2 separate regions of the Homo sapiens genome follow, and region 2 is linked to region 1. Evidence: chromatin loops called from intact Hi-C (ENCODE). Cell type or tissue: OCI-LY7. All regions are shown on one strand. Each heading gives the region's core, and the rest is flanking DNA. Links, peaks and the distances in the headings are about the cores only.

Region 1 (16,017 bases), core at 13,155-15,654:
AGGACCTGCAGTGAGGGTTTTTGTGTCCTCTGCTTCACCTTTTAACATCAGAGGGCCGAGAACTCCACCCTCAGATCATGCTAATGCTGCCATTTTTTGTAAAAGGGACTCTTGAAGGGGCATGACGCTCAGTTGCACATGCACATGTTTCTCCTTTCATAAATATTCATGACTCCTCCTATAGTTTATTAAATACATGTATTTTTGTAATCCTACCTACTTGGGAGGCTGAGGCACGAGAATCGCTTGAACTTGGGAGGTGGAGGTTGAAGTGAGCTGAGATTGTGCCACTGCACTCCAGCCTGGGTGACAGAGTGAGACCTTGTCTCAATAAATAAATAAATAAATATGTGTACTTGGCTGCTCTGCTCAGCATACATTCCTGTTCCCTTTGCCTTTCCCTGGAGGTGCCTCTTTTTGGCTTCTGGCTGGAAGGCTACACTTCCCAGACTGAGAATGGCCATCCTGCCGTCTGCAACCCTTTATAAAAATAAAGCTCTCTTTTCCAGATTTATAAACCTTGTGAATTTTCAGTTGACAATAAGTTTCTTTTTTTTTTTTTTTTTGAGACGGAGTCTGGCTCTGTCACTCAGGCCTGAGGGCAGTGGTGCAATCCCAGCTCACTGCAACCTCTATTTCCCAGGTTCAAGCAATTATCCTGCCTCAGCCTCCCAAGTAGCTGGGATTACAGGCGATCGCCACCACGCCCAGCTAATTTTTGTATTTTTAGTAGAGAGGCAGTTTCACCATGTTGGCCAGGCTGGTCTTGAACTCCTGACCTCAAGTGATCCACCTGTCTCAGCCTCCCAAAGTGCTGGGATTATAGGCATTAGGCACCGTGCCCAGCTGACAATAACTTTCTAGGGAGGAAGCTGAGGCCAGTGAAGACAGTTACTCAGAGTTTATATAACTCAGTTTCACACATGGAGAGAAGTGGGCCTGGAGCCCATGCCCTCTGAACTCCCAGCCAGGACTTCTTCCATTCCTTCTACTGTCACTTAGAAAAAAATTGAAATGACATGATAGACTAAACACCTATGAAAGATTTGAACCTCCTGAGTCTAATTTTTAAAATATTTGCTGGGCGCAGCTCACGCCTATAAACCCAGTACGTTGGGAGGCAGAGGTGGGAGGATCACTTGAGCCCAGGAGTTCAAGACCAGCCTGTGCAATAAAGTGAGACCCTGTCTCTACAAAATAAATAAATAAATAAAATTATCCAGGTGTGGTGGTGCACACCTGTAGTCCTAGCTACTGAGGAAGCTGGGGCAGGAGGATTGCTTGAGCCTGAGAGTTCAAGGTTACAATAAGCTAGGGTCACACAACTGCACAGTAGCCTGGGTGATAGAGTGAGAACCTGTCTCTAAATAAATAAATAAATATTCTATATCCCACTCCCAAAGAGCCTTAAGCCTCTTGTTGATGACAGTCTAAAAGTGGTATTTAAAGAAAAATCTAAGATATGCACCGTAATTCTAACAAGCAGGCAGGAATCAAATATAGCAAGAGGTAGAGATGGGAGACTATATGGAGAGGAGCAAAAGAGATAAGTGGATACAAACCGGTGTTTTAAAACCTAGGAGTGGCCAGGTGCGGTGGCTCACACCTGTAATCCCAGCACTTTGGAAGGCCGAGGCAGGCGGATCATGAGGTCAGGAGTTCAAGACCAGCCTGGCCAACATGGTGAAACCTCCTCTCTACTAAGAATACAAAATTAGCCGGGCATGGTGGTGCATGCCTGTAATCCCAGCTACTCGGGAGGCTGAGGCAGGAGAATCGCTTGAACCTGGGAGGCAGAGGTTGCAGTGAGCCAAGATCGTGCCACTACACTGTAGCCTGGACGACAGACCGAGACTCCATCTTAAAACAAAAAACAAAAAACAAAAAAAAAACCCTAGGAGCAGCTTCCACCCCTCTCTGCAGAGCAGAAAGAGACCCGAGGGAAGTCCATGTGGATGTGAATCCTGCTCCTCCCAACAATGCAGTAGCCCGCTCCTGTAGGTCAGGGCTTTCCAGCCTTTGCTCTGGAGATCCACCAGTAATTTTCAAATCTTCTTTGGTACATTTCCTGGCAGATGACCTCTGTTGCTCCCTTTCTCCTGGTTTCGCTGGGATTTCCCACAGGAAGAGAAGCTCAGCTGGCCAGCTGAGTCCTAAGTTCCGCTTCCAGGGTTTACAATGAAACAGCAATGCTCTTGCACACGGTCCCATCCTAAGGGGACTTCACTGCCTGCTAGAATCTCAGTAGGTGAAAATACAGCTTCTAGGAAACAAAAAGTGACTGCTCCCTAAACCAAAAGTTTGGGGGGCCTTACTGAAATTATCTTTCTTTCATGTTATCATTCTTTCTGCCCCACAATTCCTCCACTGGGGTCAACCTGGGCAAATGTACATGAATCTACTCTTATTTCTATTTCTAGAAGAGTCCTTGAGACAAAAGGTAAAGAAAAATCTAGTCAGGGGACATTTTGTTCCTCTTGTTTTTCCAGCAAGCTCCTTCCCCCTCTGATGAGGCAACAGTCCCTCATCCCTTGGTCTCTGGCATTCATTCCTAAAATTACTCTCTGGAGAGAACTCCTGAAGTTTAGGGTGGGGCATCTAAACAAAGGACACCAAAAGGTTTCAAATGGCAGCCAGTTTAGGCACATTTCTTAGTTGTGTCTGGGGCCATTGGAGGAGTCACGCAACCCCAGTGGCCACTGGAGAAATCAGTTCAAGGCTCAGGAGAGATTCAATCTGAGAGTGCTGTTAAGGATCTTCACTCCATAAAATCCTGTTCTTCATCATGTGGTACTTGTATAAATCAGGCCCTCAAGTGGTCAAATTCCTTCTCGTATTCAAATAATAGGTAAATATCTACATAAGGTTAACTTTTTTTGTTTGTTTGTTTGTTTGTTTTTTTTTGAGTCAGAGTCTCACTCTGTTGCCCAGGCTGGAGTGCAATTGTTCAATCTCAGCTCACTGCAACTTCCATCTCCCAGGTTCAAGCGATTCTCATGCTTCAGCCTCCGGAGTAGCTGGGATTACAGGCACCCACCACCATGCCCAGCTAATTTTTAAATTTTTAGTAGAGATGGGGTTTTGCCATGTTGGCCAGGCTGGTCTCAAACTCCTGACCTCAAGTGATCCACCCTCCTTGGCCTCCCAAAGTGCTGGGATTACAGGCGTGAGCCACTGCACCCGGCCACACGTTAAGTTTTAAATGTTGACCCTTCTAGAAAGAGTTATTGAAGGGGAACTTCCCCTTTCCATCCAAGCCTTGCAATTTCTCTTTAATTTTAGGAACAGAATCAAATTCCTTTTCCGAAATCTGGAAACCATGACCTTTGACGTTGTGGACCAACGTAATATAAAAAAAATGGCAACTGTTTGATTCACTTTTCAGAATAATACAAAAAAAGGAAGAAGTGGGGGACAGAGCTGGGGAGGAGAGAGGGAGGAGGAACAGGCTGTTTCCATGACCCTTCAGCTCTAATTCATTCACGCCATGGTGACCCACTTTGAAAGCATAGATCATGTCTGGCTTCTCCTACTGCCTAGTCCTTGGTTCCTGTTTCTCAGGGGACAGGGAAAATGAAATAGAAACTGAAAAGGGTGACTTTTGTAACTTCGTTAGTGGTTCTGGTGGACAGTGTGGCAGGGCAGGGGAGTGGCAGCCAGTGGCAGTGACATTTAACGCCTCAGGTCCTAGAATCGTGGACTGCCTGGGATTCCACCATAGTCCCTTACTCTCAGGCAGAGAAATCTCTGTTTTCCCCAAACAGGATTTGTCTCTTCTCTTCTTAAAGCATCAGGCAATAAAAATTTGCAACCTTCTTTGAAAGTCACCTTTTCCAGCTTCAACACAAAAAAAATGCTTCCTTAAACACAATCAAAATTTATCCTGCTTACATGTAGATTATTTTCTCCAGTTTGGTCGCCTACAGATGTAGAAGGCATTTATGGCCATGACTAGCTCAAAACAAAGAAACAGAAACACCTCAAAGCCACAGAGGATCATTACCAAAGGCCTCAAAATCATTTGGCCCATCTAAAACATCTTGGCTCCCCATTCCTCTGTTCTCTGAGCTGCCTGGTTTAGCATCCTTTTTGTTATTGTTTGTTACTTTCTGCCGGATCCTCTCCACATTTAGTTTGAAATTGGACGTAATATTCCAATAAGGATCTGGGTTCATGTAGAAAGAATCCAAAAAGATAATTTCTGGCCATGGTATGTCATATTGCCACTCATGTCTCGCAATATTTTGTTGGCATTTTCGCCACACTGCAGACTTAAATTCAGCTAGCTGCCCTGCTCTTTTTCTGCTACTGTTTCTTTTTCTTAGGATCGGTCCATGTTGTCCTTATCTCTCCTAGTCAAGCCATTTTGCTTCCCCAATGTTTGAACCCTTCCAGGCACATAGTAGGCACTCAATAAATTTGGGGGGGTGGGGAGGGATTGGAATGATGCCAAATGAGTGGCACAGACATAGGATCTCAGAGAAGGGAAAGAGCAGATGGAGATTTAGAAGAGTCAGGAAAGCTTCTTGGGGAAATGGCATTTGGCCTGGTCCTTTGAGGAAGAAAGATGTTTAGATGGGCAGAGAGAATGGGGAAAGGCAGCCAAGGAAGTTGGGGGACAGTGTGTCAAGAGTCACAGGCAAGGATTATGAGGCAAGGTGGCAGAATAGGAACAGCTCCAGTCTACAGCTCCCAGCGTGAGCGACACAGAAGACAGGTGATTTCTGCATTTCCAACTGAGGTACTGGGTTCATCTCACTGGGGTTTGTCGGACAGTGGGGGCAGGACAATGGGTGTAGCCCACTGAGCGAGAGCCGAAGCAGGGTGAGGCATCGCCTCACCCGAGAAGGGCAAGGGGTCAGGGAATTCCCTTTCCTAGCCAAGGGAAGTGGTGACGGACGGCACCTGGAAAATCGGGTCACTCCCAGCCTAATACTGCACTTTTCCAATGGTCTTAGCAAATGCCACACCAGGAGATTATATGCCGAGCTTGGCTCGGAGGGTCCCACGCCCACGGAGCCTTACTCATTGCTAACACAGCAGTCTGAGATCGAACTGCAAGGCAGCAGCGAGGCTGGGGTAGGGGTACCCGCCATTGCTGAGGCTTGAGTAGGTAAACAAAGCGGCCGGGAAGCTCGAACTGGGTGGAGCCCACCACAGCTCAAGGAGGCCTGCCTGCCTCTGTAGACTCCACCTCTGGGGGTAGGGCATAGCTGAACAAAAGGCAGCAGAAACCTCTGCAGACTTAAATGTCCCTGTCTGGCAGCCTTGAAGAGAGTAGTGGTTCTCCCAGCGTGGAGTTTGAGATCTGAGAATGGACAGACTGCCTCCTCAAGTGGGTCCCTGACCCCCGAGTAGCCTAACTGGGAGGCACCCTCCAGTAGGGACAGACTGACACCTCACACAGCTGGGTACCCCTCTGAGACAAAACTTCCAGAGGAACGATCAGGCAGCATCATTTGCTGTTCAGCAATATTCGCTGTTCTGCACCCTCCGCTGCTGATACCCAGGCAAACAGGGTCTAGAGTGGACCTCCAGCAAACTCCAACAGACCTGCAGCTGAGGGTCCTGACTGTTAGAAGGAAAACTAACAAACAGAAAGGACATCCACACCAAAACCCCACCATCATCAAAGGTCACCATCATCAAAGACCAAAGGTAGATAAAACCACAAAGATGGGGAAAAAACAGAGCAGAAAAGCTGAAAATTCTAGAAATCAGAGCGCCTCTCCCCCTCCAAAGGTATGCAGCTCCTTACCAGCAACAGAACAAAGCTGGATGGAGAATGACTTTGATCAGTTGAGAGAAAAAGTCTTCAGATGATCAAACTTCTCCGAGCTAAAGGAAGAAGTTTGAACCCATCTCAAAGAAGCTAAAAACCTTGAAAAAAGATTAGACAAATGGCTAACTAGAATAACCAGTGTAGAGAAGTCCTTAAATGACCTGTTGGAGCTGAAAACCGTGGTACGAGAACTACATGACGAATGCACAAGCTTCAGTAGCCGATTAGATCAACTGGAAGAAAGAGTGTCAGTGATGGAAGATGAAATGAATGAAATGAAGCAAGAAGAGAAGTTTAGAGAAAAAAGAGTAAAAAGAAATGAACAAAGCCTCCAAGAAATATGGGACTATGTGAAAAGACCAAATCTACGTCTGATTGGTGTACCTGAAAGTGATGGGGAGAATGGAACCAAGTTGGAAAACACTCTACAGGATATTATCCAGGAGAACTTCCCCAACCTAGCAAGACAGGCCAACATTCAAATTCAAGAAATACAGAGAACACTATGAAGTTACTCCTCGAGATGAGCAACTCCAAGACACATAATTGTCAGATTCACCAAAGTTGAAATGAAGGAAAAACTGTTAAGGGCAGCCAGAGAGAAAGGTCGGGTTTTCCACAAAGGGAAGCCCACCAGACTAATAGCGGATCTCTCAGCAGAAACTCTATAAGCCAGAAGAGAGTGGGGGGCCAACATTCAACATTCTTAAAGAAAAGAATTTTCAACCCAGAATTTCATATCCAGCCAAACTAAGCTTCATAAGTGAAGGACAAATAAAATCCGTTACAGACAAGCAAATGCTGAGAGATTTTGTCACCACCAGGCCTGCCCTAAAAGAGCTCCTGAAGGAAGCACTAAACATGGAAAGGAAAAACCAGTACCAGCCACTGCAAAAACATGCCAAATTGTAAAGACCATTGATGGTAGGAAGAAACTGCATCAACTGACGAGCAAAATAACCAGCTAACATCGTAATGACAGGATCAAATTCACACACAAAAATATTAACCTTAAATGTAAATGGGCTAAATGCTCCAATTAAAAGACACAGACGGGCAAATTGGATAGAGTCAAGACCCATCAGTGTGCTGTATTCAGGAGACCCATCTCACATGCAGAGACACACATAAGCTCAAAATAAAGGGATGGAGGAAGATCTACCAAGCAAATGGAAAACAAAAAAAGGCAGGGGTTGCAATCCTAGTCTCTGATAAAAAAGACTTTAAACCAACAAAGATCAAAAGAGACAAAGAAGGTCATTACATAATGGTAAAGGGCTCAATTCAACAAGAAGAGCTAACTATCCTAAATATATATGCACCCAATACAGGAGCACCCAGATTCATAAAGCAAGTCCTTAGAGACCTACAAAGAGACTTAGACTCCCCCACAATAATAATGGGAGACTGTAACACCCCACTGTCAACATTAGACAGATCAACGAGACAGAAAGTTAACAAGGATATCCAGGAATTGAACTCAGCTCTGCACCAAGCAGACCTAATAGACATCTACAGAACTCTCCACCCCAAATCAACAGAATATACATTCTTCTTAGCACCACATAGCACTTATTCCAAAATTAACCACATAGTTGGAAGTAAAGCACTCCTCAGCAAATGTAAAAGAACAGAAATTATAACGAACTGTCTCTCAGACCACAGTGCAATCAAACTAGAACTCAGGATTAAGAAACTCACTCAAAACCACTCAACTACATGGAAACTGAAACACCTGCTCCTGAGTGACTACTGGGTACATAACAAAATGAAGGCAGAAATAAAGATATTCTTTGAAACCAATGAGAACAAAGACACAACATACCAGAATCTCTGGGAAACATTTAAAGCAGTGTGTAGAGGGAAATTTATAGCACTAAATGCCCACAAGAGAAAGTAGGAAAGATCTAAAATTGACACCCTAACATCACCATTAAAAGAACTAGAGAAGCAAGAGCAAACACATTCAAAAGCTAGCAGAAGGCAAGAAATAACTAAGATCAGAGAAGAACTGAAGGAGATAGAGACACAAAAACCCTCAAAAAATCAATGAATCCAGGAGCTGGTTTTTTGAAAAGATCAACAAAATTGATAGACCACTAGCAAGACTAATAAAGAAGAAAAGAGAGAAGAATCATATAGACACAATATCAAATGATAAAGGGGATATCACCACCGATCCCACAGAAATACAAACTACCATCAGAGAATACTATAAACACCTCTATGCAAGTAAACTAGAAAATCTAGAAGAAATGGATAAATTCCTGGACACATACACCCTCCCAAGACTAAACCAGGAAGAAGTTAAATCCCTAAATCCTTAAATAACAGGCTCTGAAATTTAGGCAATAATTAATAGCCTACCAACCAAAAAAAAATCCAGGACCAGATGGATTCACAGCCGAATTCTACCAGAGGTACAAGAAGGAGCTGGTACCATTCCTTCTGAAACTATTCCAATCAGTAGAAAAAGAGGGAATCCTCCCTAACTCATTTTTTGAGGCCAGCATCATCCTGATACCAAAGCCTGGCAGAGACACAACAAAAAAAGAGAATTTTAGACCAATATCCTTGATGAACATTGATGCAAAAATCCTCAATAAAATACTGGCAAACTGAATCCAGCAGCACATCAAAAAGCTTATCCACCATGATCAAGTGGGCTTCATCCCTGGGATGCAAGGCTGGTTCAACATACGCAAATCAATAAACGTAATCCAGCATATAAACAGAACCAAAGACAAAAACCACAGGTTTGTCTCAATAGATGCAGAAAAGGCCTTTGACAAAATTCAACAACCCTTCATGCTAAAAACTCTCAATAAATTAGGTATTGATGGGACGTATCTCAAAATAATAAGAGCTATTTATGACAAACCCACAGCCAATATCATACTGATGGGCAAAAACTGGAAGCATTCCCTTTGAAAACTGACACAAGACAGGGATGCCCTCTCTCACCACTCCTATTCAACATAGTGTTGGAAGTTCTGGCCAGGGCAATCAGGCAGGGGAAAGAAATAAAGGGTATTCAATTAGGAAAAGAGGAAGTCAAAGTGTCCCTGTTTGCAGATGACGTGATTGTATATTTAGAAAACCCCATTGTCTCAGCCCAAAATCTCCTTAAGCTGATAAGCAACTTCAGCAAAGTCTCAGGATACAAAATCAATGTGCAAAAATCACAAGCATTCTTATACACCAATAACAGACAAACAGAGAGCCAAATCATGAGTGAATTCCCATTCACAATTGCTTCAAAGAGAATAAAATACCTATGAATCCAACTTACAAGGGATGTGAAGGACCTCTTCAAGGAGAACTACAAACCACTGCTCAATGAAATAAAAGAGGACACAAACAAATGGAAGAACATTCTATGCTCATGGATAGGAATAATCAATATCGTGAAAATGGCCATACTGCCCAAGGTAATTTATAGATTCAATGCCATCCCCATCAAGCTACCAATGACTTTCTTCACAGAATTGGAAAAAACTACTTTAAAGTTCATATGGAACAAAGAAGGGCCTGCATTGCCAAGACAATCCTAAGCCAAAAGAAAAAAGCGGGAGACATCACGCTACCTGACTTCAAACTATACTACAAGGCTACAATAACCAAAACAGCATGGTACTGGTACCAAAACAGAGATTAGACCAATGGAACAGAACAGAACCCTCAGAAATAATACCATACATCTACAATATCTGATCTTTGACAAACCTGACAAAAACAAGAAATAGGGAAAGGATTCCCTGTTTAATAAATGGTGCTGGGAAAACTGGCCAGCCACATGTAGAAAGCTGAAACTGGATCCCTTCGTTACACCTTATACAAAAATTAATTCAAGATGGATTAAAGACTTAAGTGTTAGACCTAAAACCATAAAAACCCTAGAAGAAAACCTAGGCAATACCATTCAGGACATAGGCATGGGCAAGGACTTCATGTCTAAAACACCAAAAGCAATGGCAGCAAAAGCCAAAATTGACAAATGGGATCTAATTAAACTAAAGAGTTTCTGCACAGCAAAACAAACTACCATCAGAGTGAACAGGCAACCTACAGAATGGGAGAAAATTTTTGCAATCTACTCATCTGACAAAGGGCTAATATCCAGAATCTACAATGAACTCAAACACATTTACAAGAAAAAACAACCCCATCAAAAAGTGGGCAAAGGATATGAACAGACACTTCTCAAAAAAGACTTTTATGCAGCCAACAGACACATGAAAAAATGCTCATCATCACTGGCCATCAGAGAAATGCAAATCAAAACCACAATAAGACACCATCTCACACCAGTTAGAATGGCGATCATTAAAAAGTCAGGAAACAACAGGTGCTGAAGACGATGTGGAGAAATAGGAACACTTTTACACGTTGGCAGGACTGTAAACTAGTTCAACCATTGTGGAAGACAGTGTGGCGATTCCTCAAGGATCTAGAACTAGAAATACCATTTGACCCAGCCATCCCATTACTGGGTATATACCCAAAGGGTTATAAATCATGCTGCTCTAAAGACACATGCACACGTATGTTTATTGTGGCACTATTCACAATAGCAAAGACTTGGAACCAACCCAAATGTCCATCAATGATAGACTGGATTAAGAAAATGTGGTACATATACACCATGGAATACTATGCAGCCAGAAAAAAGGATGAGTTCATGTCCTTTGTAGGGACATGGATGAAGCTGGAAACCATCATTCTCAGCAAACTATCACAAGGACAAAAAACCAAACACCACATGTTCTCACTCATAGGTGGGAATTGAACAATGAGAACACTTGGACACAGGAAGGGGAGCATCACACACGGGGGCCTGTCATGGGCTGGGGGGAGGGGGGAGGGATAGCATTAGGAGATATACCTAATGTAAATGACGAGTTAATGGGTGCAACACACTAACATGGAGCGTGTATACATATGTAACAAACCTGCACATTGTGCACATGTACCCTAGAACTTAAAGTAGAATAATAAACAAAAATTGATAATAAAAAAATTAATTAAAAAAAAAGAGTCACAGGCAGGAAGAGTAAGATGCCAAGTATAGGAGGAAGAGTGTGTGGTGGGTTAGTAAGAAGACGGCCCTCACTCTGAACGAGGGCTAGCTCTGAAAGTCACTTGTTTTCATTTTAAGCATTTTGGTGATTTCCATCTCAAAGAACCAGAAAGAATGTGACAGCATTTTAAGAGGAAGAGGTGAACTCTCCCACTTTGATGAGTTTGCTGCCAACTTTAGCAGGCTGTGGCACTCCTGGGGAGCACCATAGCCTTAAAGCCTAGATCAGCTGCCCTATGATGGGTGCAGGCCTTATAGACATGCCCAGATGAAGTCATATCTAAAAATGAACTTCTAAACCTCACGGGAGGGTCATCTTAGAACATGAAAAACTCCCCTGAAAATTTTTGTCAGTGCAACAGGTTTTGTTTACTTGGCAACAGTGAGCCCACTGTGGGAAAGGGGTTTTCCCAGCAGTCAGGCTAGCACCGTGGGCCCTGAGTAGGCAACCTGCAAATGACAGCACTGAGGCCACTGCCAGGAGCCAGCCCAGCCCTCCCTGTGGATGCTGAACGGAAGGGTAGGAAGGTTGAGCTCAGGCCAGCTTTATCAGCATGAGGAGGTGAAGTGGCTCCAAGGTCAAGAGCAGAAAGATGGAACCTTCATTTCCACAGAGATCATCCTGTTCAGGGGTAAAGCAAAGGGCCAGGCTTCCCCTACGGTGTCGCAACAGCCTCTGCACCAACCTCTGAGTGACAAAGCTGCATCTCCCTCTCGTCATCTCTTCCTGCTGGGTCCTCTACAGTCTGTGATTGTGTTTTCATTTCATTTATAATGTCTTTCATTGTACAAATATTTTTAATTTTTATGAATTCAAATCTGTGTATCTTTTCTTTTTTCGTGGCTTCCAAGTTTTGTGTCTTGCTCACCCTAGAATTATAAAAATATACTTTCATAAATTTATCCTTTCAATTTTTCACATAAAAATTTTTAAAAGAATTTTTATGTGAATTATTTTTAAAAGAATTTCTTTTACTTTTATTACAGTAAAGCCAAGGATGGATTTACAAAAAAATAAGTGGCACTAAAGAATTTACACTGAGGAGCAGTAATTCCTGCTTTATTCTTCTCCAACCCTGGGTCTGCTCCTCAGAACAAACTCATTTAAAGTTTTTTTGTTTTGTTTTGTTTTGTTTTTGAAACAGAATCTTGCTCTGTCACCCAGGCTGGAGTGCAATGGCACAATCTTAGCTCACTGCAACCTCCGCCTCTGAAGTTCAAGCAAGTCTCATGTCTCAGCCTTCCCAGTAGCTGGGATTACAGGTATGCACCACTATGCCCAGTTTTTTGGTTTTTTTTTTTTTTTTGGAGAGCTGGGGTTTCATCACGTTGGCCAGCTGGCCTCGAACTCCTGGCCTCAAGTGATCCGCCCACCTCAGCCTCTCAAAGTGCTGGGATTACAGGCATGAGCCACTGTGCCCAGCCTCCTTTTAAATCTTTTACTTGGTTTTGTTTTGTTTTGTTTTGTTTTCCAGTAATATAGGTATTCGGGTTCGGCTTCCTTTGCCCGTCTTCATCCATCTCACCTCCAGTGTCCAGAAATTTACCTTAGAAATCTGTGGTCCACAGGTCATGCTCCTAGACACATTGTAGGAGGAAGAGGAATTAAACACATCCCATTAGTACATAATCTTGGAAGAGAAGCCTTCTGAATTTTACAATCAGGATTGGGGAAACTCTGTAAAGTACCTTCCTGGTGTTCCTTTCTTCCAGCCTCTTTGATTAAGTCACATCAAAGCGCTAATGGCAAAGTTGTTTAATGTGTGTTTCTCCAAGGCAGGTTAGGATTTCACTGGGATTCTTAAAATTTGAGGGTGTCTGTGATCGTCAAAATTTGTATTCATGTAGTCCCTCATGAAATTTCTAAAACTCGGCTGGGTGCAGTGGCTCATGCCTGTAATCCCAGCACTTTGGGAGGCCGAGGAGGGTGGATCACAAGGTCAGGAGTTTGAGACCAGCCTGGCCAATATGGTGAAACCCCATCTCTACTAAAAATTTAAAAATTAGCCTGGCATGGTGGCACACGCCTGTAGTCCCAGCTACTCAGGAGGCTGAGGCAGAAGAATTGCTTGAACCCAGGAGGCGGAGGTTGCAGTGAGCCAAGATTGCACCACTGCACTCCAGCCTGGGCGGCAGAGAAAGACTTCATCTAAAAAAAAAAAAAGAAAATAAATTTCTAAAACTCTGTATTTCTTTGCTCTTTTAAGTTGACATCTATAACTTTCTATTACTTTAAATACCTGGAAAAAAAATCACTTCCAGTGCATTGTAATAATGTATCAAGTAGAAGTGGCTAAAATCAGTGAAAACATTTCTTTGATCTGAATAAATGTTCAAGAAAATAGAAAACATGAACTTACCTCCAATCTATGTTCCCTTTACTTGAAAATGTAATGTTGATCTACTAGAGGTAAGGCAGGAATTGTCACATCCATATTCCTTGCAACTATTCAAAATATGCATCTGAGACCAGAACAAGACACAGGTGAAGAAGGGTGCTCACTAGGCCCCTTCTGCCAATACAGAAGGAGACAGTGCAGTGGAGTCCTTTCATAGCAAGTTCTGCCTTCATGATTTCCAAAGCTTCAGTATTCCAAATCTCAGGTGAATAGGGTGGTATCCACTAAGCTCTGCCACAAACTTGTTGCTGAGATGAAGGAAGCCGCCGCTGTAGTCAGTATTTCTCACCCACACGGTTTGCTCTCTTTCTGGCTGGTGTGGGAAGGATGGCGTCTTTTTTTTTTTTTTTTTTTTGAGATGGAGTCTTGCTCTGTTACCCAAGCTGGATTGTAGTGTTGTGATCTCGGCTCACTGCAACCCATGCAAGGTGCTGTCAGGTTCCACCTGTGCAAACAAGTACACTGGTCCAGCATGGGTCAGCTGCTCACTCACAGGGGCTCCAGAATCCTACAAAGGGACACACAGGGGTGGGTGGCAACCTAGTTGGAAATGGGAGTGATGGGCATGACTAAAGTCTTCCTCATCCCACCAGAGGCGCACTCAACTGTGGCTAGGGTGACCAGAATTCACTGTCCAGCGTGGCTGGCAGGAGCCCACTCTCTGAAGATGGTGGGATTCAGAGGTGGGAGTAGAGTTGGGTGGTCCTGTGAGCTGAGCACTCTCCCAAAAGTGTCCCCTACATATGAGGTTGACAGCTTATTCCTGCAGGGACTCAGGAGTAACTCTGGGTGCTAAAACAAAACTTGAGACCAGCACAGAAACAGCCAGCCCATGAAGCTGGCCTCCCATCACACAGCAAGGCTAGCCAGATGCCCCTCACTCTTCTCGGGCACCATTCTTCTCCTCCCCTAGGCCGCCTGGTGCTCGTGGTGTTTCATGTTTGTTAGTCCATGCACGGTGGTGAGGGAGGCTGCTGTGTGATTTGCCCCAGCCACAGCCTCTACAAAAGCAACTAGAAGAAGACGGCAGCAGAGGGCGCTTCTTCAAACACCCTGTCCAACTCCTGGCACTGACAAGTACTGAGTGAACTCAAACCCTCTGTAAAGTAACAGAAGTTAGAAGGGGAAATGTCGCCTCTCTGAAGATTACCCAAAGAAAAAGTGATTTGTCATTGCTTTATAGACTGTAAGAAGAGAACATCTCAGAAGTGGAGTCTTACCCTGAAATCAAAGGATTTAAAGAAAAAGTGGAATTTTTCTTCAGCAAGTAAGTACATTTACTATTATCTTACTATGGGATAGCTTGGTAGAACTAGTTACCAGCAACCTCACTGCTTTTTAAACAAACAATACCTCTGCTACCACCTCCTGGATCCAGGCTTGCCCTCAAAGGAACCCTTAGGGTCTCATTCCCACAGGAGGCTGTGGCTTCCCGACATATTTGGAGCATCATAGTGAGAATTGTGGCCCATTATTTTAAAATATCCTAGATCCTAGCAAATATTGTTTTTGTGGGCCGTATTTGAATTTCTCAAGCCAGTAAAATTCTAGTGAAAGTGGGAAAATCGCTTGAGCTCGGGAGGTTGAGACTGTGGTGAGCTATGGTCACGCCACTGCACTCTAGCCTGTGTGACAGAGCAAGATTCTATCTTAAGAAAAACAAATTCTGGTGAATAAGTCTCTTTTAACTAATCCTGTCTAAAATGGATGATGGCTAATAAAACAATATGGCGTGGCTGGAACTCTAGCTCTAGGGTGGTCTCCAAAGAGGACACTCAAGCATTCTCTGAGCAGCACGGGGCTGTGTCCTGGTAGCAGCCTGAAGGGGTGACAGTGGAGCACAGTGTTTATTTTCATTTCTCAATTTTGACATATTTACTGGAAAAATTAATCCCTAGCCACCTCACATGACAGTACATAATTTTTTTTTTTTTTTTTTTTGAGATGGAGTCTCACTCTGTCGCCTAGGCTGGAGTGCAGTGTTGCAATCATCTTGGCTCACTGCAGCCTCCACCTCCTGGATTCAAGCAATTCTCGTGCCTCAGCCTCCCAAGTGGCTGGGATTACAGGCACCCACCACCACACCTGGCTAATTTTTGTATTTTTGGTAGAAATGGGGTTTTGCCATGTTGGCCAGGCTGGTCTGGAACTCCTGGCCTCAAGTAATCCGCCCACCTCAGCCTCCCAAAGTGCTGGGATTACAGGCGTGAGCCACCACGCCTGGCCCTGGAGTACATAATTTTGATAAGTAACGTCTGCAGTGTCTTTTTTTCCCTCCCTTTTTATGGATAGACTTTTCTGGTTATTGAGATCTCATACCCCTTTATGATATATTATTTGAGTAGAGGGTTTAAAGAATTGAGATACTTGTTTTCTTATGTTAATATGTCAAGAAAGAAGTTGTTTCATAACTTAGGTCCTGCCTTGGACAAAATACACCCTTACTGTCTGCTCTATGTTTCTTGGTATGTTCAGAAGAGGATTTGAACTTTTGCAGGTTGGCTAACAGATATGGAGGGTCCTTAGAGCTCTCCTGTTTCTAACCAAATCTTCACCCCACCTATTAAGTAGAAAGCCTTTTCATGGAAGGGCTGTGGTTGGTTCTTGGAACTGGTCCCCTCACAGAATTTCCATTCGCTTTTCCTCAGGGTCACGCCCTGCTTTAGAGGTTGCTTAGGTTAAGCTCTCCAATTAATTTTAGCAGGCAACTCGAGAGTTTTGCAACTCAAAGTAGGCACACCTTCCTTCCTGAATGA
Region 2 (16,017 bases), core at 457-2,956, 180 kb after region 1:
ATAGTATGCCTTTCCACTCCCACCTAACTGTTCTATGGAGCAGGTCATTATTTATGAAATCATATGGAGCAGCTGATTCTGGTTGTAGCCAGCTGTGACTCCACCAAAACAAGGCAGTGAGCCCCCAAAACAATAAAGGCCTTTTCAAGAAATTTTAACATACAGACCCATAAGTTCAGCCATATTGTAGCTGTAGCCAAAAATGTCTTCAGAACTCAGAGTTTCCAAGTTAGCAGGCAGAGAGCTTAGGCTATTATCACCTAAATCACCTTTAATTCATATGTGCTATAAATGACCACTTAAGCCACAGATTTGTTTTAAAGGGGCTTCAATTTGAAGAATCCAATCTTCATTTCAATCGGGGGCTGCTCTGAGCCCCCTGGGCTGGTGACAAGGGGAGGGTAGAGTGGTTACCTGAGGAGGTTTGGCGCCCACACCAGGGCCAGGTTCCGGGCGTGCATGTTGGTCTTGCTGCTGAAGGAGGCGATATGGGCCAGGTGTCGAATCAGGTATTCCAAGGTCCTAGAATGGTTTGTTTTTTGACAAAGTAAGAAACTTCAGTGCCCGTGTGAAGCCTGACATATGGAGATAATTTCTAAGTTTGGATTTAAGAGACTCTAAATATTTCTATTTTAATGAATTGACATTGGAAAGATGTCAAGATTGACAGAAGTAATTTTCTTGGCCCTAGGCACATTGACTCAGGGTGGGGAAGGGGGTCCATTTTGTCAGATGTAAGCAGAGGACCCTGGAGCACCAGTCAGAGACAGAACTAGAGAATCACAGCACCTCAGAGCCTGAAGGCTTTTTTTTTTTTTTTTTTTTTTTGAGACGGAGTCTCGCTCTGTCGCCCAGGCTGGAGTGCAGTGGCGCGATCTCAGCTCACTGCAAGCTCCGCCTCCCGGGTTCACGCCATTCTCTGGCCTCATCCTCCCCACTAGCTGGAACTAAAGGCGCCCGCCACCACGCCCGGCTAATTTTTTGTATTTTTGGTAGAGACGGGGTTTCACCGTGTTAGCCATGATGGTCTCGATCTCCTGACCTCGTGCTCGCCCGCCTGGGCCTCCCAAAGTGCTGGGATTACAGGCATGAGCCACCACACAGGCCGCCTGGAGGCTCTTAGTGGCCATTTGTTCGTCCTTTCAACCAGGGCAGGATGGCCTCCAAGCAGTTTTGAAATAGGCTCTCATCTAGGCTCGTTTTAATAAAAATTCTCCCAGCTACAGGGATCTTGGTACTTGTTAGGGAGCTAATTTCATGGATAAACAACATTTATTATTGCTAGGAAGTTCCTTCTTATACCACATCAAAATCTGCCCCCTTGTAAAAGATGGGCAGGCATAGGGAACACTGGGAAAGGTGGCAACATTAGGGGCTAAACTGTGAGAATGAAATGAAAGGGTGGGGGATGATGGTAGGGATGGTACTAATGAGCAAATAGAACAATCAGCCAATGCTCAAGAGCCCACAGTCAACCCCTGTTGAAAAGCTATCTTGGTTGCCATAGATTTGGTTATGCTACAAATCTGGGTATGAACCAAGAATGCCACCAAGAGGCTAGTATGCATCACTGGAATGACTTCCTGAGAGATTCTGAGGGGTGTTCTGCAGGTGATTTGGAGACTGGCTTCTCCTTGCTGCCAATGTCCCTGGTCAGACACCAACTCACTTTGATAATAGTGACCTGTTCACCAACTTCAAAATGCCCTTGGGAAAGCCTAAACTTGCTACTGTCCACACATTGTTTCCTTTCCATGATGCCAGCCTGTCTCTTTGGTATTACACTGCATTGAGAGGCCACACGTTTCTTTTCCCAACCATTCTTACCTATAGTGGGATGGAGGAAGCTCCTGGATAACATTTTGGATTCGGGCCAGTTGGCCTTCTTCAGGGCAATGCGACACTGCCTCCTGTGGAGAAGAACACAAGGCAGCCTGGTGAGTGCTTGAGAGCAGGGACAGCCATCTGCATGTGCTGGGATCACTCAAGCCCTCATACTCCAGCCTCACAACCATGCCTAGAGATCATCCTTCCAAGAGGCATGCTTTACTATGAAAACAACTATCCCACTACAGTTTCTGTTGGTTCTGGATGTGTGTGCAGGGTCTCACCATGTGTGCACAGCAGGCGGTGGGCTGCCTGGGACTCTGGGCATCCTGAGATGGTTGCTAGGCGTCTGGTAAGAATGTGTAGAATCTCGGGTGTGTCTCGGGGGTAGAGAGATACAGAGACTCACACACAGAGAGGTAAAGAGATAGAGATAGGCCCAGCATGGTGGCGCATGCCTGTTATCCCAGCTACTCAGGAGGCTGAGGTGGGAGGATTGCTTGAGCACAAGAGTTTGGATCTAGTCTAGCGACATAGTGCAACCTGTCTCTAAAACATGAATGAATGAATGAATGAATGAATACATAAATAAATAACAAGCAAGTAAATAAATAAATGAGACAGATACAGAATGAGATGGAGATGACAGGGCATTACCAAGTCCACTCAGCCAGCTGTCTTTCTGGGTGCAAACAGCTACTGCCTACCTAGCCCGTGACTACCCCATGACCTCAAGGACTCAGCTGCTGCCTGTCCTAGAAGCCAGGAAGCAGGGAAGATGTGCTTTCCTTGGCAGGGATAAGAGCGTTGTCCCTGAAACCTGGTGGCCTTGCCCAGACTTGCTCTCCAGTTATTTGCTGTATGGGTATTTTGTTCCCCCATCAGCCCAAGTGCCTTCAAGGAGAGGCAGGAATAGCAATAAAGGCAGTGTGATTACAGGCTGGTCCACGTCCATCTCTCGAATGCTGGGGGTTGCTGCATGATGCAGGCATCCCTGGGCAGATTCCCCTGGTCCCAGACCTGCACCCATGTTCTGAGAATCTGTCCTGCTGTGCTCACGGCCCCTCCCACTGCAGTGTGAGTGCTCATGAACTGCCAGCATCTGAGCAGTGCCTGAACCTGAGGTCCATGGTAACCACAGCTATCTTTCCTTTTTCACTGAGATATAATTTACATATATTAAAAATGTGCAGATCTTAAGCTATAGCTCCATGAGTTTTTTTCATATGTATACACCTAGGTAACCCACCTAGATCAATACATACTTTAAAAAGGGCTCTAAGATCATGAATTCACAGGCACACATCACTTAGTCTTGTATTTCCTACCAGTGCTGGAAACTTGCTTTAGATTGATACATAATGAAAGGTACAATTATGGAATATCTTAATTAATTTGATAAATATTGCCCTTTGCCATACAACCCAAAATGAGATCCTAACCGTGGTGATGGTTTTCTTACGTTGCTCACCTCTGTTCAACCTTTAGCTGCCGTGTGCATGTTGCATGTAAATACTGAATTTCACACTGTCAGTAATGAGAATTTTTAGGCACAGAAAAGTGGAAGGGAATTAACTTTACCAGCATCTTCAGTTCCTAGGACACACTAGTTGAGTGTGATCTGTTTTAACCTAGAGGAGACCACTGAGGTCCTGCTCCAGCCTGGGCCTCCCAATCCCTCCCACTTTTTCCCCACAGGACTCACTGCCATTACACTACAAGAATGCACTTATTTATTGGAGTTATTGCTTATTGTCTGTCTCCCTTGCTAGAACATAAGCTCTGTGAGTGCTGGGACGTGATGAATCCCTGTGTCCAGAACAGTGCCTGGCACACAGTAGGTGTGAGACAGCAGGCCAGGGCTTTGCCCACTAAGTTTTTTCTTTTTCACCTTTTTTATTTAATTGAAGTAAAACAAATATATAGAAGACCACCATTTTTTAAGGCAATCCAACTTCTCTATGTGGGAATCTTGAGGTCTCGCATTTGAAGCAGAAGTGGGGAGAAACGTGGGACTGGGAGGATTATAGTCATAGGTGTCCCAGTCTTCTGGTGGGTTTGCCAGCCTGAGAACAGGCCAGCCTAAGCAAGATCACTGCTGCAATCCTCACTTTATGAGATATGCAGGGTGAAGGGTAGGGGCAAGAATGGGGCTTCCAGTAAGCCCCCTGACACCTCCCTTTTCTTCCCTGGGGTTGTCATTTGGAAAACATGATTGTGGAGAGGACCCTGGCTCTGCAAGGCGGTGAGAACCTCACAATGGGGAGCTGGGGAGCCGGGGAGCCAAGGGAGAGAAGCCCCGGGGGAGGGAAGGGCTGAGGGAATGCTCTGTGGACTCTCCCACATTCTGCTGTGCACACAGGGAGGGGTGGGGAGCTTCTCTTCATCTCTCTGCAAAGCCGGAATCATGCTTCACAAACGTTGTACCACTAACCCCACCCTCCTTTAAAAAATGTGTCTGGGGAATAAAGGTGTAGGTCAATTTAACAACCCTCATGGAAAGTTCCTTAATATTTTAGGAAGCTGTTAGTCATCTTTGTTCTCCAAGAGGCGGGGCAGGCTCATCCCTGGAGGCCTGCAGGTCCCATTTGGGACTGGTGTTTATTTCATTATTTGCAACCTCTCCCCATCCTACCCCAACCCTCTCCAGAAGCTTTCTAAATTCATGTTTTCCTTCTGGAGGGGCCCGGCCACTGCAAACTTATTTCGAGCTTCTCTATGTTGTCCCATTAGGACCACAGAACCCACAGCTGGGGCAACTGGGGGATGGGAGTGGAAATTTTACCTACCCCAGTTTTTTGCCTGTGAGAGAATTTCACTCAGCATTAGCCAGGCCAAGATGGCTAATGGTTAAATCTTAAAAGATCTAGGATGAATCTGTGACTATTTGTTCTTTTCAAATCAGTGTCAGTAAGGCCAGCTTCCTGCCCTTGGAGGACGCTGGCAGAGGCTGGGCTCTTGTCCTCTGTGGTAGGACCCTAACTCTGGGTTTCTGTTTACTCAAAGCCACCACAGTCCCTGAGCTCAAGTCCTGCTGCCCGGGCAGCCCTGTCACCAGGGTGGCCCAACGCAGACAGTCTGAGGCTCTCCCTTCCAACTGCACCCCAGCTGCAACTTTAACTTTTTATTCATTACTTTAAAATTATCAAACCATTTTTATTATTTTAAGGTATTTTAAGCTATTTACTAGACCTTTAAAAAGTAATTCATGCACATAATTAAAAAAAAAAAAAAGGAAAGCATCCAAAGGAATGTACAAGGAAAGTTAACCTTCCTTCCAACTACAGACTCCAGAGGAACCACTGTGTGTCCTTCAGGGCAGGCTTTATAGCTATGTCTTTGTTACACCTGTGGAAGCAAGCACTCCTAAGTGAGCTGGTCCCTCTGCAAATTCCCCTGCTCCGTCTCCCGTCATTTCCACCTGCCTTGCTCCATACAGGCCACACTGGCCTCCACATGTCCCCTAAGCAAGCTCAGCGTGTCCCCGCTGTCCCCAAAGCCTTTGTACCTGCTGTTTCTTCTTGGCACCCTGTTTTCCCGGATACTTGCAAAATTTGTTTCTTCACTTCATCTTTGACTCTGTTCAAATGTCACCTCCTAGAGACCTCTGATTATCCTATCTAAAACAGGAGTCCCCATCATTCTCTCCACTGTGCCCTGCATTATTTTTCTTCATAGTACTTATCAAGAGTTCTCATTATAGATCTATGTCTTACATTTGGGTATCATCTGTCCCTTCCATTAAAATGTAAATTTCACAAGCACAGAGATTTTCTCTGTTCCATTCACCATTAAATCTCCGCACCTAGAACTGTGCCTGCCAAATGTATGTAGTAGATGCCCAATAAACACTGTTGAATGGAAGGAGTAAGTGAATGAGTCAATATTTTGCTTTGTGCTTGAAAAAGCTAAACAGCCACATTTGGGCCACACTTCCAGAACACTGCTATCCTGGGATCATTACCCATAGTGATGAACACCAGCATTGCAGAGGCAGCTCCTTTTCACTCTGGGCTCCCAGTAGGATGACCAATATCCTGGTTTGCCCAAGACAGAGTTTTCCTGGAACATGAGATTTTCGGTGTTGAAACAGGGAGAGTCCCTGGAAACCAAGACAATTGGCTACTGCACCCCTTTGCAGCTGTCTTGAGCTCACAACCAGCCTGACTTTGCCTGTTGCAAGGTGTTAGTTGTCTGCCCTAAGTGACACTGCCTTTTTTTTTTTTTTGAGACGAGTCTCACTCTGTCACCCAGGCTGGAGTGTAGTGGCACAATCCTGGTAGTGTAGGGCACAGGGGAGAGAATGATGGGGACTCCTGTTGTAGATAGGATAATCAGAGGTTTCTAGGAGGTGACATTTGAACAGAGGCAAAGATGAAGTGAAGGAACAAATTGTGCAAGTATCCGGGAAAACAGGGTGCCAAGAAGAAACAGCAGGTACAAAGGCTTTGGGGACAGCGGGGACACACTGAACTTGCTTAGGGGACATGTGGAGGCCAGTGTGGCCTGTATGGAGCAAGGCAGGTGGAAATGATGGGAGACGGAGCAGGGGAATTTGCAACCTCCACCTTCCAGGTTCAAGCAATTCTCCTGCCTTAGCCTCACGAGTAGCTGGGATTACAGGCGCACACTACCATGCCCGAATAATTTTTGTATTTTTAGTAGAGACGGGGTTTCACCATGTTGGCCAGGCTGATCTCAAACTACTGACCTCAAGTGATCCGCCCACCTCAGCCTCCCGAAGTGCTGGGATTACAGGCGTAAGCCACCAAGCCTGGCCCTAAGGGACATTTCAAATGATAGTTGCTAGTCAACAAATCTGTCAGTAAATATTTCCTAAGTAACAATTACAACATTTTCCAGAAGCTAGCAAGCAGGGAAACACAACAATAAATAAAATAAACACAGTTCCTGTCCTCGGGAAGCTTACAATTTAACCAAGGGAGACTGACGCGTCAAGACATTATTTGGGGCAGGGCTTGATGCATACGCCTGTAGCTCTAGCTACTCCAGGGGCTGAAGCAGAAGGGTTGCTGGAGCCGTGGAGTTTGAAGTTACAGTGAGTTATGATTACACCACTGCACTCCAGACTTGAGGAACAGAGTAAGAGTGCATCTGTAAAAATAAATAAATTTCAAAAAATTTAAAAAGATACTATTTCAGTATAAACTAAATATACATTCTGACAGGTGACAAGTTTAATTAAAAAAAGAAAAAAGGCAAATACATAATTTAACACCTCTAAATGGCCTTCTCTAAAAATCTCAAGTCAGCAAAATTTTCCTGTTTTGGGTGTAATAGTTTTAGCTGGACCGATCTGAACAAAATTGAATTTTTCCTAAAATAAATGTTGTTGTTATTTTCTGATAAAAATGAAATACAGTAGGTTGAATAATTGCTCCCGACGATATCAAATCCTAATCACTGGAACCTGTGTTACCTTATTTGGAAACGAGTCTTTGCAGATGTGGTTAAATTAAGGATGTCGAGTGGGGACATTATCCTCGATTATCTGGGTGCGTCCTAAATGCAGTCATGGGTATCTATATAGGAGCAGGGCAAAGGGAGATCTGACACAGACAGAAGAAGAAAAGGCAATGTGGCCCTGGAGGCAGAGACAGGAGTGAGGCACCAACAATCCAAGGAACGTCAGCAGCCATCAGAAGCTGGGAGGAGCAAGGAACGGCTTTTCCTCTAGAGCCTCTGGAGAGAGCACGCCCTGCTGAAACCTTAACTTCAGCCCAGTGAAGCCGATTTCAGACTTCTGGCCTCCAGACCTGTGAGGCAATAGGTTTCTGTTGTTTAAGTCATCTAGTTTATGGCAATTAGTTACAGCAGCAACAGGAAACTAATACATGTACTCACAATTAAAGTAGGAAATCTGCAGAAAATAAAAAATCCCCTATTATCACATCACCCAGAAATAACCACTACTAACCTACTTATAGGTGAAGAAAAACAAAAAGCAAAACAAAAAAAAAAGCAGTTTGATCAGGGCCTCCAAGCACCAAACATGAACACTGGCTTTATTTCCTGTTTAGTTACAGATACTGCTTTTTTCCCCATTTAACTTTATATTATGGTGTGTTTGTCTGTTTTTGTGTCACTATAAATGAATACTGTATTAGCCCTTTTTCACATTGCCATAAGAACTACCTGAGACTGGGCAATTTCTGAAGAAAAGAGGTTTAATTGACTCACAGTTCCACAGGCTTAACAGAAAGCATGGCTAGGAGGCCTTGGGAAACATAATCATGGCAGAAGGTGAAGGGGAAGCAAGCTTGCCTTACCACAGCGGAGCAGGAGTGAGAGAGAGAGAGCTAAGGGGGAACCGCCACACACTTTTGAACCATCAGATCTTGTGAGAACTCATTCACTATCATGAGAACAGCATGAGGGAAAACTGCCCCCACGATCCAATCACTCCCACCAGGTCCCTCCCTCAACATGTGGAGATTACAATTCGAGATGAGGTTTGGGTGGGGACAGAGCCAAACCATACTGAATACCTAAGATTGGGTAATTTATATAGAAAAGAGGTTGAATTGGTTCATGGTTCTGCAGGCTGTCCAAGCATGGTTCCAGTATCCGCTTCTGGTGAGGGCCTCAGGAAGCTAACAGTCATGGTGGAAGGCGAAGGGAGAACAGGTGATGCTACGTGGTGAGAGAGTGAGCACGAGAGAGCAAAGTGGGAGGTCCCAAACTCTAAGCAGATCTCACATGAACTAAGCGAGAACTCATTCATCTCCAAGTGGATGATGCTAAGCCATTCATGCCACTCATGAGGGATCAACCCCCATGATCCAGTCACCTCCCACTAGGACCCTACCTCCAACATTAGAGATTACACTTTAACATGAGATTTAGAGGGGACAAGCCTCCAAACCATATCATATGGTCAGTAAACATTTTTCAAAACTGTGACTTTTCATGGCCACACAGTTTTAACAACAATAGATTTATCATTTATTTAAATCATCTCTCACTGTTAGACATGTACTCTCCAAAATGTTGATATTGTATATAATATTGCAATGGACATACTTGTACATCAATTATTTGTGTGCACATCTGATTGTCACCCTAGAATGGAGTCCTAGAAATAGAGTTACTGGATTAAAGAATATGAGCATTTGAGTATTCTTGATAGTAATTTCATATGACTTTCGGGGACGTCCAACCAATTTATACTTCCAACAGAAAACTATAAAAAAGCCAGTCTCAGCTGGGTGCGGTGGCTCACGCCTGTAATCCCAGCACTTTGGGAGGCCGAGGCAGGTGGATCACCTGAGGTCAGGAGTTTGAGACCAGCCTGGTCAACATGGTGAAACCCTGTCTCTACTAAAAATACAAAAATTAGCTGGGCATGGTGGCGGGTGCCTGTAATCCCAGCTACTCAGGAGGCTGAGGCAGGAGAATTGCTTGAACCCGGGTGGGGGAGGCTGCAGTGAGCCGTGATCGCACCACTGCTCTCCAGCCTGGGCGACAGAGCAAGACTCCATCTCAAAAAACAAACAAACAACCAAAAAAGCCAACAACAACAAAAAAAAAAGCCAGTCTCACCATGGGCTTGCCAGTGTGAAATGATAACATTAAAAATTATTTATTTAATGTGCAACTATATTATTCTAATATATTGATACTTTTTAAATAATTCAATTTCTTTTTTTAGGAATTATCTATCAAGGTCCTTCGCTTACTTGTTTATTGAGGTATTATATGTTTTACTTCTTTTTATTGATAGCTTCCTTATAATTAAAGAACATTAATCCCCTGTCATCTTTATTGTAAATAGTTCCTATATTTAGTCATTTGCCTTTTAATTGTGTTAATATATTTTTATAAAGAAAAATAGTTTATATGTAGTTCCATTTTTAAGTTTGTTTTTTGTGACTTTTTTCCTTTGCTTTTATGGTTAGGAAACCCTTCTCCACCCTGAAATCTGCTAAATGGTAAAGATGAAACTTGATTTCCTCATTTTGCAATAGATAGCGAATTTTCCTAGCACTGTTTATGGCATTGTTCCTTCATTACTTTATTTCATATTAAGTTATTTAATACCTGAGCCTTAATTAAGTGTTGTTAACTCTACTTTCAAGTAGTGTGGGAGTTATGAGACAGAACTACATCTTTACCTCCACCTACTAGCTGTACCACCCCAGGCAAGAGTCACCCTGAGCCTCATTTTAATGATCTGTATAACAGAGACAATAAAACCTACCTCATAGGGTTATTTTGAGAATTAAATGAAATAATATTTATAATGAGTTTATCATATAGTAAGCACTCAATTATTGACAGCTATTATCATTATTAGTATTATTAGTCCATTAATATTTTTTCTTATTCTCTCATCATTCCATTAAGATATTCTTCTATGGCTATTACTAAAAAGTCAAAAATAGGCCGGGTGCGGTGGTTCACGCCTGTAATCCCAGCACTTTGGGAGGCCAAGGTGGGTGGATCACCTGAGGTCAGAAGTTCAAGACCAGGCTGGCCAACATGGCGAAACCCCGTCTCTACTAAAAATACAAAAATTAGTGGGCGTGGTGGCGAGCGCCTGTAATCCCAGCTACTCAGGAGACTGAGGCAGGAGAATAGCTTGAACCCGGGAGGCAGAGGTTGAAGTGACCTGAGATCACACCACTGCACTCCAGCCTGGGTGACAAGAGTGAGACTCTGTCTCAAAAAAAAAAAAAAAAAAAAGTCAGAAATAACAGATGCTGGTGAGGTTGGGGAGAAATGAACACTTATACATACACTGTTGGGAGTGTAAATCAATTCAACCGTTGTGGAAAGCAGTGTGGTGATTCCTCAAAGAGCTAAAAACAGAACTATTATTCGACCCAGCAATCCCACTACTGGGTATATATCCAAAGGAACATAAATTGTTCTACCGTAAGACGCATGCACACGTATGTTCATTGCAGTGCTATTCGCAATAGCAAAGACACAGAATCAACCTAAATGCCCATCAATGGCAGATTGGATAAAGAAAATATGGTACATATACACCACGGAATACTATGCAGCCTTAAAAAAGAATAAGATCATGTCCTTTGCAGGAACATGGATGAAGCTGGGGGCCATTATCCTTAGCAAACTAATGCAGGAACAGAAAACCAAATAGTGCAGGTTCTCACTCATAAGTGGGAGCTAAATGATGAGAACACATGGACACAAAGGGAGGAACAACAGACACTGGGGACTACTTGATTGGGAGTAGGCTTAGTACCTGGGTGACAAAATAATCTGTACAACAAACCCCCGTGACACAAGTTTACCTATATAACAAACCTGAACATGTACCCTGAACCTAAAATAAAAGTTAATAAAAGGTATTATTCTACTTTAGCTGTGCAAGTAGGTTTGAGTAAACTATAGGGAGAATGTGTGACAATGTAACAGAGCTATTTCCATACCCGTGAAGGTTTACTTATATTATCTGTGATCAAAGAAATCTATTAAATGATACATTCTCCAACATAGTTAACTTCACTAGATCCTATGTATATAGAGTTAGTTGTCATAACAAAACATCCCTGTTTTTTAGTGTCAAATAAACTGTTTAAATACAATGTCAGATTTCCTTCAAATCTGAAGACAGGTTGACAAGCTGCCTTGGTATTTTTCAGTTGCTGTGAGAAAACACAATGATTAGCAATAACAGGGAACAGGAGAGGGGAGAGATAAATACAGGTTTCATTCTGAGCCTGTAGACAAGGGCTAAGGAGAAATTGTATTTCTAAAGTTTCCAGACAAAGAATTCCTATCTACCCCCAACTATAATAGAATGAGATATTAGTTAAAAGAAATAAGACTGATTCAGTTCATTAACATAATGATATTCCATTCTATCATATTCAAAGATGATAATATGGTACTGATAAGAGGATTACAACTATATTGAAAACAATAAAGTCTTACACACAAATTAAAGCAACAATAAGGTATTATTTTTTGTTGATTCAGGTCAACAAATAATTTAACCAATTGGAAATACCCAGGGTTGGAAAGTCTGCAGGGAAAAGAGCATTCCTTGTCTTTCTGGAGGACAGACTGGTAATTTGTGACAAAATTTTAAACAAGAACTTTCTACTCAGCAAATCTACTTCCATGATTTTTCTCTAAGGATATAAACAAACAAAAAATAGTGTAAAAATATAGGTGAAAAAATGTGTATTATAATGTTTATAAAAGGAACGTCTTGAGAAATGAAAAAGCTAAATATCCATCAGTGGGAGCTTGGTTTCAGAAATCATGGCACATAGAGAGAATGCTGTAAACACAGTGTCTTCCCGTATTTCTTAACACACAAAGATGATCACACTGTTGAATTAAAAGCATCCCCCAAACAGCAATATGTAGTACTGACAAGTGAGTGTGTGTGAGTGTGTGTGTGTTGAGATCTGTTAACATCTATTACTACAGATATAGTTAATATCTGTTCGATCTGTTAACAGCAAATATGCCTGGAGTGTGGAATTTCAGGTGATTTGAGATTTATACTTTCTCCTTTATACATTTCTGTATTACTTTAATTTTTGCAATAAAATTTTATTTTGATTTTGGAAAACAAAACACAAACCACAACAAAAACACTATGGAAAGAATACCCACAACATGTTAACTGTAGTTGTCTTTGGTCTTTAAGGAGACAGATCAATGGTTCCTTTCTACTTTCCTTCATTTTTCATAATGTCTTTTATTAAATAGGATTACTCTTAACCAAATACTTACATATGGTGAAAGTGATTATAATCTGACAGACCCACATGAAGCTCACACCTTTCTTCTTGGTTCCTAGGAAAGACACTTCTGTGGTTCCATGGGTAGGGGATACCATTATTTACAACTTACCCATGCAGATAGGAGGCTTCTTTACCTTCTGCCTTAGATCTAAAGGAGAAGGGCCCCATAACCAATGACAACTCTATGCCAGCTGGTACATGTTGACTTCTCTAGAGGTCAACATTTATGCCCATTTTTTAATGTGCTTTGGACTATTTTTTTCTTTCTTTTCTTTTTTTTTTAAATCTTCATTTCTCCCCCTATTTCTTGATTTTGTTTTTCCTTTTTTAAATTCTTTAAGTATATATAACCAGAAGATGGTTTTGTTGTTGTTGTTGTTGCTTGCTAAAAGCTAATATATTTTTAGTGGGCAAACTTATGAAAGTTAAAGAAACAAGAAAAACTGTCTGAAATCCCATCACTGAAATGAACAGTTGTTAGTCTTTTAGTCTTTTGAACATCTTTCCTTTTATTCCTTTCTTAATATACAGTTGTGCATTTAGTTTTTCTTCAATTAGCATTTGAGTATTTCCCTGTACCACTGAAAACTCCTAAACATATTTTTACAGCCCAAGCCCATTTTTAAGAAATAGCATTCATTTATTCCTGTATCATTTCAAATTGAAGAACCTTTCATATACTCAAAACAAATTTATTACAGGAGCCATGAGAAAGGTTCCCTCCCACTGTTAGTGACTAGATCTGGTCCTTACCCAAAACTGTAACCTCGCCATAGTCTCACTTTCAAACATCCCTCTCTAACTACCATACAGTCCACTGACTTCACTGGGATGATCTACTTTTACACTGTTACTCAACTACCTTGTGCCCTCACTTCTTTTCGTATCTACACTACATTCCATGGTAAATTGTTTCAATGCCCCCAGCACACGCTCTCATCTCCCTCATCCCTCTTTGCCAACTGAACCCCAACCTTGGTTAAACCCAGCCCTCTGCCTACTCTACACCTTCTCCCATGCAGCCAAATGTTCAAGCCATGTTTTTCACGCTATCTCTACAGTCACCCTTTAAGCATTTATTCTTCTTTCTACTTTCCTATGGGTGTGCCCTATTTGGTGACCATACAGCTGCTACTTAGGTGTTTTGCTAATGCCCATCCATCCTCTCCACCAGTCCAACTCACTGCCTATCCTGCTCTCCCTCTTGGCTGTTTTTCTCATATTCTTTTCTCTTCCCAGCTTTCTGACACCTCTTGACATTTGTTTGTTCCCTCTCCCCTCTCTACCCACCCACCTCTTTACCCAACCTACAAAAGAAACACAGAGGGAATGGTCTGATAAAAAGGCTAGCAGTGGGTGTAGCATGAGGAGTCTCAGGTTCCTGTCCTGCCTCTGCTGTGTGACCTTGGGCCAGACACTTTACTTCTGGGGTTCTCAGTTTCCTCCCTATACAATAAGGCACATTCAGTTGAATAAACATGGAGATAATTCAACCCAGCTCTTAAAACAAACAACATGATTCTGAAAATTCAAGAAAGAAAAATTTAGCAAACAATTCCACCACCCTATTTTCCTTACCATATTATCCTACTTCCCTCACCACGCTAAGATAATGTCAACCATCTGGTGAGTGTTATTATTGTTATTTTAGTGCTGAAACTCTTCTTGGCCCATCCATGCATCCCACCCAGTAACCATAATGGAAATCCAAACACTCACCGTGAATTTCTCATAGAGCTCATAAGTCAGGAGGGGGTTGGGCAGCTCCCTAAAGTAGAGCTTGCAAAGCGAGCCCACACAGTGGATGTCCTGGAGGTACACTTCCCTTGTCAGATCTGGACATTGATCTGAGCCAAACTCTTGCCTGAAACAACACAGACGGAGACATAACAATCCCAGGGAGTGTGTGTTCCATGTCAGCAGCTGCTTGGCTGCTTAGGGGTAAAAAGACCCTAAACTGCTGATTCTGACTATATTTTTGACCTTAATTCAAAAAGATCTTCTACTCCAGGCCCTAGGAAGTCACAGGAAGACTTCCACTTCAGGTCTGGATCTTCTTGCAAAATCTGCTGTGATTAGAAGGACATAATGCTCATTTACAAATGGATTACCCGTGGCATCAGGTCTGCAGTCTTGGTTATGAACATTGGGGAAATATCAACATAATTTGCCAAAAAGTCCTATTGAGATTTCAGTTTTTCCAAAATATTGTTCAAAATGAATTTCCCTTTCTTACAGGAGAGACCGAAACTAGGGTAGGTCAGGTTGTTGTCGCTCATCTCCATATATCTGTGTCAACAAACTTGTTTTATCTGAAGACTCAAACCCAAAGCTTGAGAACTTTAATTGACTATCTTTTTTTTTTTTTTTCTTTTTTTTGAGATGGAGTCTCGCTCTGTCACCCAGGCTGGAGTGTAGCAGCACAATCTTGGCTCACTGCAACCTCCGCCTCCCGGGTTCAAGTGATTCTCCTGCCTCAGCCTCTGAGTAGCTGGGACTACAGGCGCCCGCCACCATACCCGGCTAATTTTTTGTATTTTTAGTGCAGATGGGGTTTCACCACGTTAGCCAGGATGGTCTCGATCTCCTGACCTCGTGATCTGACCACCTCGGCCTCCCAAAGTGCTGAGATTACAGGCGTGAGCCACCATGCCCAGCCTAATCGACTATCTTTTTGGTGCTCAACAGAACCTTCTAGGCTGCCTGATGGTGACTCCTACAGGACAGATGAATTCATAAATATCTTCTTAAACAATCTATAGTGGGATGTCTTGGACATCATCCAATTCCAGGCCTGAAAAACATTTAGAAAACATTTCCTAAAAAGGTTACATGAATATACTGCCTCAAATAGTATGTATTAATACTTATAAATTAAAATCTGCTTAAAAATGATAAATTGGAGCTTTAATATAGAAGAGAAGTTAAGCTTTTTGAGAGTATTCACTTAGTCATCCAACTGGTGACAAAGTCAACAGTACTCTCAGAACCAGCATTTTTGAAACAGCTCGCTGCCCATTCTCCTGTTTTCTGGGCCTACCCCCTTAATGAAGGGTAGGGAAATCCCTGATACTTTCAGAACCTGAAAGAAACTGAGTGGGGCTTTGAAAAGAGATCTATGCCATGCTATTTTTTTTTTTTTTTAGATGGAGTTTCACTGTTGTTGCCCAGGCTGGCACAATCTCGGCTCACTGCAACCTCTGCCTCCCAGGTTCAGGCAATTCTTCTGCCTCAGCCTCCCGAGTAGTTGGGATTACAGGCACCCATCACCACACCCGGCTAATTTTTGTATTTTTAGTAGAGACGGAGTTTCATCATGTTGGCCAGGCTTGTCTCGAACTCCTGACCTCAGGTGATCCACCCGTCTCGGCCTCCCAGAGTGCTGGGATTACAGGTGTGAGCCACTGTGCCCGGCCCATGCTATGTTTTAAAAGAGAAC

What was found. Peaks named below come from ENCODE experiments on the same cell type or tissue, not always from the same donor. Only the 100,000 strongest peaks of a DNase experiment are listed, where the experiment ranks them.
Region 2: it touches region 1 in a loop (2.3-fold over the local background); 2 of 110 quality-filtered maps call a loop at or near these places.

What each region holds. Positions count from the first base shown.
Region 1 is chr3:119,557,951-119,573,967 of GRCh38, reverse strand. CD80 (CD80 molecule) reads left to right here and starts at 14,354. Exons shown (of 7, transcript NM_005191.4): 1 at 14,354-14,528. It overlaps LOC107986118 (a long non-coding RNA gene), which reads right to left and starts at 13,538. Exons shown (of 2, transcript XR_001740861.2): 1 at 13,223-13,538; 2 at 11,642-11,732. RefSeq lists enhancers at 5,065-5,566, 11,010-11,599, 14,081-14,130, 14,901-14,960, 15,231-15,390 and 1 more and a silencer at 15,752-16,017. In OCI-LY7, for the core only: CTCF peaks have their summits at 14,125 and 14,331 (motif pointing right); a DNase peak (open chromatin) is centred at 14,297.
Region 2 is chr3:119,366,797-119,382,813 of GRCh38, reverse strand. It overlaps ARHGAP31 (Rho GTPase activating protein 31), which reads right to left. Exons shown (of 12, transcript NM_020754.4): 3 at 14,298-14,442; 4 at 1,828-1,910; 5 at 415-522. Among named protein-coding and RNA genes, the nearest start is that of ARHGAP31-AS1, 52 kb to the right of the region's middle. In OCI-LY7, for the core only: CTCF peaks have their summits at 1,458 and 1,657; a DNase peak (open chromatin) is centred at 1,543.